Linked DNA regions of Homo sapiens: region 2 is linked to region 1. Evidence: chromatin loops called from intact Hi-C (ENCODE). Cell type or tissue: heart right ventricle. All regions are shown on one strand. Each heading gives the region's core, and the rest is flanking DNA. Links, peaks and the distances in the headings are about the cores only.

What was found. Hi-C counts contacts between places; a loop is a spot of excess contacts. Peaks named below come from ENCODE experiments on the same cell type or tissue, not always from the same donor. Only the 100,000 strongest peaks of a DNase experiment are listed, where the experiment ranks them.
Region 2: a loop joins it to region 1, with 27 times the contacts of the local background. A loop is called at or near these places in 5 of 110 quality-filtered maps.

What each region holds. Positions count from the first base shown.
Region 1 is chr10:50,798,063-50,803,451 of GRCh38, forward strand. It overlaps A1CF (APOBEC1 complementation factor), which reads right to left. Exons shown (of 13, transcript NM_014576.4): 13 at 1,347-5,389. Among named protein-coding and RNA genes, the nearest start is that of ASAH2B, 61 kb to the left of the region's middle. In heart right ventricle, for the core only: no CTCF peak of the experiment used is centred there; no DNase peak of the experiment used is centred there.
Region 2 is chr10:50,885,231-50,890,619 of GRCh38, forward strand. It overlaps A1CF (APOBEC1 complementation factor), which reads right to left and starts at 397. Exons shown (of 13, transcript NM_014576.4): 1 at 351-397. In heart right ventricle, for the core only: no CTCF peak of the experiment used is centred there; no DNase peak of the experiment used is centred there; H3K27me3 peaks cover 423 bases.

The sequences.
Region 1 (5,389 bases), core at 331-5,330:
ACTATCCTTGAAAGACCCTAGTCTCCGAATTTTCAGGGAGATTGAGATGAGTAATAACTCTGTCTCCCACATGGTATGGCTGGCTTCATGTCTATTAAACTCTTTATTGCAATGTCATGGTCTCAGTGAATTGGTTTTGTCTGTGCAGTGGGCAAGAAGAACCCATCAGGTGGTTGGATACAGAGCCAAGATTCATAAGTACCCATCATGAAAGGCCAGCGCCAGATGTTTTCATATGCCTACTTAATTTAAACATCACATCCTTCCTGTGATGTAGGAATTTGTAGCAGACTTTGCTAGTTTTCTCTTGGTATTCATTCTTCCGTTCTTTCATAGTAAAAGAATTTTTTTCCTGCCTAGATAAAGACTACATTTCCCATCTTCTCTTGCAGCTAGGTGTGGCCACATGCTTAAATTTTGGCCAATGTGATGTAAACTACAGTGTCCTGTGGCAGCTTCCAGTAGCTCTCCTAAAGGGACAGCTCGTGGGTGCCCTTCCCTTTCTTTGTCCTTTCTCTATCTTTCTACTTGGATGTAAATCTTAGGCAATGAGATCGAGACCATTCAAGTAAAGCAACAAAAGGAAGCCTATGTTCATGAAACTGTGAAGCACAGTACCAGCATTGTACTGCCCTTTGGGACTTTTGGGTAAGAGACAATAAATTGCTATCTTATTTAAACTATTGCTATTTGGGAATACTGTCACTGCCAACCAAACCTAGTCTTAGCTAATTCAGAATTCGGCATCAAGAAGTGGGGTGCTACAGGTAACAGAAGCTAAAATATGTGGTATTAGCTTAGGGCAAGCTTAGCAAACTTTCACTGTCAAGGACCAGATAGTAAATATTTTAGGCTCTGTGGGCCATATGTGGTCTTAGTTACATGTTCTTCCTTTTTTTTTTCTCTAAACCAGCCTTTCAAAAATGTGAAAAACATTCTCAGCTCAACCTTTTAAAAACATAACAGTCATTTTTAACTCAAGGGCCAACAAACATCAGGCAGCTGGATTTGGTCCTGGAGGAATAGTTTGCTCTAGTTCTTAGGGATCAGCAGATGCCCCCAGGCAAATGTTGATTTCAGGGCCCACTTACCTTTCTGGAGTCATGTTTTCTCAATATTTTAATTGCTAAGTATTTCTCTTGTCTTTTTATGGATTGAAAAATAATGCATTTAATTATTAAAAGTTGCATTTAATCTCAGAAGAGTGAACTTATATAGAAGATGTGAATCATGTAAAGAAGTTGTCAAAACCACATTGCAATTATGGATTATTAATATTCAGGTATTTACTCACAAAAAGAAAAAATTTTATTTTTAGGAAAGAAAAAATTAGGCACCAACTCATATTGATAATTTTTAAAACTTTATAATGGCACTTGAAAATTCAATTAAAACAATTGCATCATCCAGGAATTATACAATATTGCATTGTCTCTCATTTCATGTGATTTATGATTCTAAGATGCCCATTATGTTAATATCTTCCAAACCAAAGATTATTTTCCCAACAAGTGAATGGTGTAATTTTACTTAATATATTTAGATAGATCACAAAGTTCTATAAAACATTGTACTAAAGTACAAAAATAAGTGCTTTATGCACACTTTTTAATACTGTCTTTGTCTCTTTTTTGGTACCTCAGCTAACTAACTTCACATAAATAAAAATAATAACAAAAAAGAAAAGAAGAAAGAGATTGTTAAACATCTGGAAACTATAAATGCATTTTGCTGACAGCTTGCTTTTCATTAAGATATAGGGAATAACAATATCGGGCTGTATTGCAGTCAGAAACATAGAAGAAAAGGAGAATTCTCTGAAGGAATAAGAATAAAAATTCCAATGGTTACATTAAATATTTAAACCAGTGATAATGATGAATTGATTTAAATAGATTTATCTGTAGTCTGTGTGCCCAAAGATATCTTAGGAATTATAAAGAAAATGCCAAGTTTCAAAATAAAATTTACATTTGTAAAAAGGTATATATACTTTATTGCAAAGAAAGGCATGTCTAAGTCTTGTGATATAGATTTTAAAATTTTATAAACACAAATGTATTTAGAAAACAGAAATAGTTAATGGCCAAAATGTTTTCAAGTAAATAAAATGTATAGGTACCTGCTCATTAACATCATAAATCAGTAGGTGAATTTATCAATTCCATGTTTTAATTCTCCTTCTGGACCTCTAACTAACCTTTTTCTCCTTCTATTTTTGCATAGTCCTTTATATTTCTCCTGGGGGAAATATTTGAAAACTCATTTTACTTAAATAACCATAATAGGTGAAGTGTTAAATTCACCTTTTAAAAGGCTTATTGTATCAGTCCAGAGTTTGGCAATAATAGTGGAAACTTAAGGTTTAGAACAGAGTTGATTTATTTTCAGAATTCTAAGTGGCAAAACCTATCAGGTGTTGCAATTATATTCAATTTTGAAAAATGCAGAATGGACCATGGGACTGTGTGCCCCAATTAAAGAGAGAAGTAGGAAATATATGTATTTGTATTCACAGTTTCTGGTATAAGAGTAGGTGCATAGTAAACACAGGCTGATCATATATTCTCTGAAGAATAGATTTGAGGGTTAATAACAATAGAGCCTGTAAAACTTGTTTAATTTCCAATGTTAGTGAAGAGAATAGAGGGAGGGAAAAAGGGAAATTTTATGAAAAAGGAAAATAATCTCTCAATGTTATTTTCCATTAAAAATAATAAAACCTTTATATGACGTGATGTGAGGATTTTTCGTGAAGAATGGTTGATGAACAATCATAATGATGAAATCAAATGCAAGGGAATTAGTGTTGGAGCAAATTTGTGAAGCAGAAGGAAAAAAGGCAATATCCTTTTTAAGGTGAAGGTTAACGTAAGACCTGTCTGTTTTGGGATAGAAGTAACTCAACTCAAGGAAGAAAGAAACCAATAAATGCTCTAATACCCTACTAGTGCCCTGTGGATCTCTACAGACCAAGCAAGTGTCCCCAAGAGCTATCTTTTGTCTTGCCCCACCACCTAACCTGGCATAATAATGACTAGCTTGCTCTGCCATATGAAGGCAGAACTCAGGACTCACAGCCCAGGGGTTATGAGAGGAAAACTAGGACCAAAAATAGGCTGGGTAGAGAGATAGTTGGACAGAAAGTGGATTGATGGAGATTTCAGAGGAGGAAGTGATCCATTCTTCTCTGTTTACTATGACCCTGCTCAGTCAGAAAGAAGTAGCTAGGCTCTTTAGTTTAAGCTGTTATCTGCTTTGGAGAAGACAAAGCCAATTCTACAAAATTAAAAACAACAAGAAAACAACAACAACCCATAAAGATGGTGGGGTGTGTGTGTGTGTGTTGGGGGCAGACACTGTATAATTTGTTGTCTAAACTGGGACACGTTTGGAAATAAGAGGGATCATTGTTAATATTTATAGAAGGACAGCAGACCTAAGCCAGGACTGTCCTGGAAAACCAGAATGTATTGTCACCTCAGAGAGACATTGGTAAACCCTGAATGGGGCTGATATTCTTCATTCTCCAAGAAGGCCTGTGGGCAGCTTACTTTTTTAAAGATACTGTTTCTTGGTATCTCCTATTCCCTTAGACAAAGTATCATTTGTGGAAAGAGAACAAGCTGTATTCTTCTTCTTGAATTTCTCTCTCAAAATAGGAGAAAAGTCTGTAAGGGGGAGGTAGGTACAGAAGAATTCCATATTTTATTCCAGGCATCTTCAGATGAATGAGGTATTTTGGTTTTCAGGTTATTTTCCCTTTCTAAATTGGCTATGAATTTCATTATTAGTGAGAGTACAAGGTTTTCTTTTAGCTTTCCTACAAAACCAAGGAGAACTGGGGGCACATAAAGTTTGCAATCTCCCACAAATGAGCCTACATATACATTGCTATCTATATTAAACCTATGCATTCTATTTTCTGTATAAACATTGTTGGACAACATGGCTTTAAAAATGTTGGACATTTGGAGGGCAATAGAGTATTCTGTACCCATTTTTCCTTTAATAAAAAAAGCTTAAATATTTTACTTTTTAAGAGAGGGAATGGGAGTCAGAAAAATCTCATTTTCCTTAGTTTCACTCATTATAGCGCAACTTACTTTGTTTTTCTAATGTTGGCAAACACAAACATAGAGCCTGGTAGATACATTACACTTTCTATGAATATGTTCTAGTAAAATTCAGAGCATTTTCAAGATATTATTTGGGCAAACTAAAATTTCAAAATCAAATTTGACAGTTTAACAAAACCTGATTGACAATGGTTGCACGTCAGGTAGGAATATTTACTGCCTAGTTTCTTCCTGTCTTCCAATAAGTATATACAAAATCTTAAGTTATCCTATTAACATTTTCTTTTTAAAAATATTTATCCAAAGTTTCCTTGTAGTGCTATGTTAGAAACTTAGTTTTATCTTTAACAGATGTATTTACAATATATGAAAGTGTATCTACAATACATAAAAAGTGCCAAGTTTCTAGTCTAATTTTTAGATATATTTTCTTCCCCCTGGGAACTTTTATATGAATGCAAGAAGAGAATAATCATGACTTTATGTGAATATTGAGCACATAGTTCATTTTTTGTTGTAAGTTACTTTTAGGAAATCTTAGTGTTAGAGTTGTTCAATAATAATATACTTTATCAAACTTCATAGGTTAGAATGCAATGAAAATTTACCCCGAATATTAACTTGATTGCCCTTTATTCTACAAATGGCACACCTAAGAACCTCCCTGTCTATGTGGATTCTAACTGTGGCCCAGTTGTCCAAGACAGAATTATAAAACGGTCATTTAGAATATAACAAAAATTAATAAAAATGGAACATTATATTGATGCAATATTTTGCTAATCTATGCAATCAGAATAACATTTTTTCTAAAAAATACTTTTAAGTAAAATAAAAACCAATTTCCTGCACAGCTATTATCAGTATATACTTATAGTTTAATTTCTATTCCATCATGAAAAAGTTAAGAAACTGTGGTTTGGAAACAGGTTCCTTTTTGTTAGATATTTATTTTTGCTTTTTTGGAGACAGGGTCTTGCTCTGTCACCCAGGCTGGAGTGCAGCGATGTGAACATGGCTCACTGCAGCCTTGCCCTCCAGGCCTCCAGCAATCCTCCTGCCTTAGCTTCCCAAGTAGCTGGGACCACAGGCCCACGCCACCACAACTGGCCAATTAAATTAAATTTGTTTTTTTTTTTTTTGTAGAGGCGGAGTCTCTCCATGTTGCCCAGGCTGGTCTTGAACTCCTGGCCTCCAGCAATCCTCCTGCCTTGGCCTCCCAAAGTACTGGGGTTATAGGCATGGGCCACTGTGCCAGATATTTTTTGAAATCCATATTTTCTTGACATGAGGTAGCTTTTTAGCAGCAT
Region 2 (5,389 bases), core at 141-5,140, 87 kb after region 1:
TTCTCAGGGTCCTAGGATTGGGACAGGCACTCAACCACAACTCTCCCTGCTGTCTGGTTAGAGCTAAATAAACTTCTCACAACATTGGCTCCACTCTTGAACCCTCCGTGGTAAGTCTACAGAAATTTATTAAATCCTGGCAGCTATCTCATTTAGAGATTATATAATAATTCCAATATATTCTTTTGTTTTCTGGTTGTTTCATTAGTCTAAAAACAAGCTAGATAATTCTTTGAATTAGGCTCGATAACAGAAGAGGGTAAAAGCTGTTTTCACTGCATTCCCACTGATACCACAATACACAGTTTCACAGAGTTGAAATAGAAAAAAGCAAAACACATGGATCATACCTGAGTAATTTCAGAGATCCCCACCCGGAAAAGGTTTCCTTGATTATGGCGAATTCAACGTGTCACTCGGGTTATGCTCTAATCGTCATATCAAACTCCAAAGGTTCAGTGGCTTTAGGTTTGGTTTACAATTCCTGGGAGTTAAACTTTAACTCACCCTGTCTCTTGCATCCATGCAGCCCTTTGACCAGATAATTGGGTCACTACAGCCCAGATATAATCTACTAAAACTATCTTTGTTATTTGTTTATAAAATTAAAATAAATGTTGTAAAAATGTTGGGGTAAATATTATTTTGAAGATATTTTATTGGCTTATACGATATATTTAAAAAGTAAAAACTCACTGCAATTGGATACCTAAGCTTTCCTTTATGTTACTTCCTTTGTTTTTTACTATGTCAAAGTGATATTATAGCTAAGGTAATTTAGGAGAATATTTCTTTGTTTTACACTTTTTATATCACTATATTACATGGAGTAAAGTGTGGAGTTTTAGGTCAAGTACGTAGATAAATGCTGGCTTACAAACAGAAAATACACAAAGCATTTATATAACAAAGTAGATAGATTTAGGCCAGATCAGGTTGGGGAAAGCATACTTCTTTGTATACAAGCTGCTCATTTAGATTTTAAGAGGAGGCCACTGTGTGAGAAGCACAATAATCAGCTACATACTGGGGTTATATGATAGCTGATGCTATTGTTCATTGCCTGAAATCTCAGTGGTAACTGAGTTTCTTGAAAAATAGAGAAATGGTGCTTTCAGAAATACAAACATTATACTCTGAGTTCTCTGGTAAGAGCTGTAGTCTACAGAAGAAATCCCTAAGGGTAATAAAGCCCACATTTAAAAAAGGAAGAAGAACCAAAACCTTCCTAATTTTGAGTAAATTTTGGTTTAAGAGCTTGGAAACCACACATTCCAAAACTAGAATTAGAGGATACCCCTACTTGCCTTTAGTTCTAGTAAAAGGAGTCTAATTTTCTAGGAACCAACTATTAAGAGAGCATTTTTGTCTATAGAAAAGCACAAAACAAGCAATCCTTCTATAATATAGACGCAAAGGAAGATCCATCAATTAAGCACATCTATGAATATGTAAGAGAAGAGATAAAAGATACTGTTGGAATGCTAGTTCTGCTTACAGTTTTTAGTTCTCAAACATGGAATTATTTCAGTTCTCAAACATGAAATGATTTACCATTTTCCCATAGCAATGGATGATAGAGTTTAACAAAAACACCCCAGGAACAATTGTTTTACCCCAGAATTGCTCCCCTGATGTTAGACCTAGAGAAAGCATTTATGCCCCACCCAGCTAGATAGCTGAATGAGGGACACATCCCTCTACTTCCTTCTTGGGAAGGGATTCCCTCACAAAGTAGCCCTGATGGTTTCCTAGTGAAAGCTCAGTCTGGGGTTGCATGGTTCCCAATTGAGTGGGGAATTCTTTGAGTTTGCCCAGTCCAATAAAGAACTGTTGATGTTGTAAGATGGACAGTTTTGAGAGGGTTTCTTTTATTGTTTTTTGTGATAGGGGCTTAGATGGTGATAAGTGGAGATGAAGAAAGGAAAGCTAGGATTTTTAGGCATCTGATGGAAACACCAAAACACAACAGGTAAAAGGAACGATATTAACTAGAGTCTCAGTCCATTCAGGTTACTATAATAAAATACCATACAAGGCTGGGTGTGGTGGCTCATGCCTGTAATCCCAGCACTTTGGGAGGCTGAGGCAGGTGGATCACAAGGTAAGGAGATTGAGACCATCCTGTCCAACATGGCGAAACCCCATCCCTACTAAAATACAAAAAAATTAGCTGGGCATGGTGGTGCACACCTGTGGTCTCAGCTACTTGGGAGGCGGAGGCAGGGGAATCACTTGAACCCGGGAGGTGGAGTTCGCAGTGAGCCAAGATCATGCCACTGCACTCCAGCCTGGGCAACAGAGTGAGACTTCATCTAAAAACAAAACAAAAGAAAACAAAAAGAAAACCATACAGTGGGTAGCTTCAACAACAAACACTTGTTTCTCATCGTTCTGGAGGCTGGAAATCCAAAATCAGGGTGCCAGCAGGACCCTCTTTTTGGTTATGTCCTTACATGGCCTTCCTTGGTGCATGCATGCAGAAAGAGAGATCTCATGTCTTCTCCTTTTTAAAAATAAGGGCACCTATTTTTAAAATGAGGGACCTAGGTCCTGAGGGTCATGAGGGACCTAGCCTCATGACCTACTCTAACCATAATTACTTCCAAAAGGACCTATTTCCAAATACCATCACATTGGGGGTTAGGGTTTCAACATATTAATTTTAGGAGAAACACAAACATTCAGTCTATTGTAACCAGTTATTAAAAACATGTCAGTTGCTTATTTGATGGATCCTGGCATTCAACAGGGCAGGACTACAATCGCATTAACCCAAAATCTGATGATTTCCGTAGGACAATTCATATATTACTCCTAACAGCCAGTGGTAGTAATGAATTTGGTAGTAATGAATTATTAGGTTATTGCTTTCTATTTTTATTGCTTTTGTTTTTTAAACCATTTTGTTACAAGGATAGGAATACACTGATCAGGAATAAAAATAAAAACAATGGATCAGCCTTTCTTTTTCTGAGGGGTACTTAGAGAGAAAGTCTCTGGCCCTGGGACAGAGAAACCAATCCATCAGAATGAGATCAAATTTATGACCTTGATCTCATCAGTCTAATCAAGAGAGCTAACTGTACCCAGGATGGCAAGATTTGCCTTTACTTTGTAAAAATAAACCAGTTTAGATAGTGGCTGGTAAATGTGAATTTTCTATTACTTTATTCTACAAACAATTACTGAGAAACTTCTCTCTGCTAAGTGTTGCATTAGAAAGGTGATTACTTAAAATGAGATTTGAGTCTATTAGTAGGCTATAAAATCAATAAAGTGGGTTGTATCTAACATATTAAAATAGAACAGAAAATATCAAGTGAATTGCATCTAGAAAGGGTAATACTGGCCAGGCGCGGTGGCTCATGCCTGTAATCCCAGCACTTTGGGAGGCCGAGGCAGGCGGATCACCAGGTCAGGAGATCAAGACCATCCTGGCTAACACGGTGAAACCTTGTCTCTACTAAAAATACAAAAAATTAGCTGGGCGTGGTGGTGGGTGCCTGTAATCCCAGCTACTCGGGAGGCTGAGGCAGGAGAATGGCGCGAACCTGGGAGGCGGAGCTTGCAGTGAGCAGAGATCGGGCCACTGCACTCCAACCTGGGTGACAGAGCGAGACACTGTCTCAAAAAAAATACAAACAAAAAAACCAAAAAACAAAAAAGAAAGGGGTAATACTATTTATGAAACTTTTTTTCTAATTATGTATCTATCTGTGTGTATTGGTTATGAAGTAAACTTTATTTTTTATTGTGGATCACAATTTTAAGCGTTTGGAAAATACTGTGCTAGTCTTAAGGGATTCAGTGGTTAACAGACCAGATGGAAGGTACACACATTAAGCATATACCCCAATGATTAACTAATTATAGTTGTAATAAGTGTTATGAAGGAGAAGTACAGAATGCTAAACAGAACATAAAACATAGGGACCTAACCTTGTGTAGGGCTGGGTGGGTTGGGAGGTACTTGAGGAAAGCCTTCCAGAACACAAGACATTTAAGCTGAGACCTGAAGGATGTGTGGATGGGAGGTGGGCATTCTAGTGAGTGGAAATAGCTCATAGGGATGCCCTGAGTTCGCATGAGTTAGGCACATTCAAAAAACTGGTAGAAGGTCGGTTGTGAAGGGCAAGAGGGAAAATGATGGGGAAATTGACTGGAGTAGGTAGCCAAGTCAGACGATTCATAAAGGGCCATCACTAGATTCCCAGCATTATCCAGGGCCAATGGGAAGGAAGTCACGGAAGCATCTGAAGAAGGGGAGCCACTTGGACTATTTGTGTAGATTCTGGGTGTAGAGTGGAGAATAAATTGCCATGGGATAACACTGCCTGCTTCTCTCCTTTTTTTTTTTTTTTTTTTGTTGTCTTAGAATAATTTTACTCTTGTACATATTCAAGTAAGTTGGTGATTTGAACTTGAAGGAGGCAAAGCATCTAAAAGAGACCAGTAAGAGGGGAGGTGGCAGGTGATGGTAGTTAAGATTAGGGTGGTGGCTCTGGGAAAAGAGAAAAGTAGACAAGGTCCATGAAATGTGTAGGAGGTAAATCATCAAGAGGATATGGGAACTGAGCAGGGCATGACATCTAAAGGACAAGTCTCAAATTACTGAATGCAGCCATTGGCTGGATGGTGATACTATTTGCTGAAATGAGAATGCTCAAAAAAGAAGAGACTTACAAAAATAGGCTATACCAGGTCCATAGTAAGTACTCATTCGGTGGTTGCAATGATCAATCATTCATACATGAAATATTTGGCTTATGGATTTTAACGAATCTTGCTTTCACTATCAGAGTACATTTAGGTAAAAATCATTAATTTTTGCTGGTGAAGGCAAAACGTAAAGCTTAAAAAAAAAACAAAATATAACTAAAAGTCAAAGATTACCAAGAATAAGAAGCTTCCTTCCCTGCCACCATCCTCCCTGCCCTGGCTCAATAAAAATATCTCTTGCAGGTGGATCATGAGGTCAGGAGTTCGAGACCAGCCTGGCCAAGATAGCAAAACCCTGTCTCTACTAAAAATACAAAAATTAACCAGGCATGGTGGCTGGTGCCTGTAATCCCAGCTACACGGGAGGCTGAGGCAGGAGAATCACCTGAACCTGGGAGGTGGAGGTTGCAGTGAGCCAAGATCGCACCACTGCACCCTAGCCTGGACAACAGAGCAAGACTCCATCTCAAAAAAAAAAAAATCTCTTCATTGATTTCAGTGTCCTTGGAATTCAACATTCTATTTTTGAGTGTTTGGTGGGTGTGTGGGTGGGGTTGTTTAATTCACTGGAAGGGAGCATTTCAAAGAATTGAAGGGCCACATCAGGCACACTGAGTAGTGCAAAAGCCTCCTTCTCTTTCCTTGCCTATTGACTAGAAAGTACTCT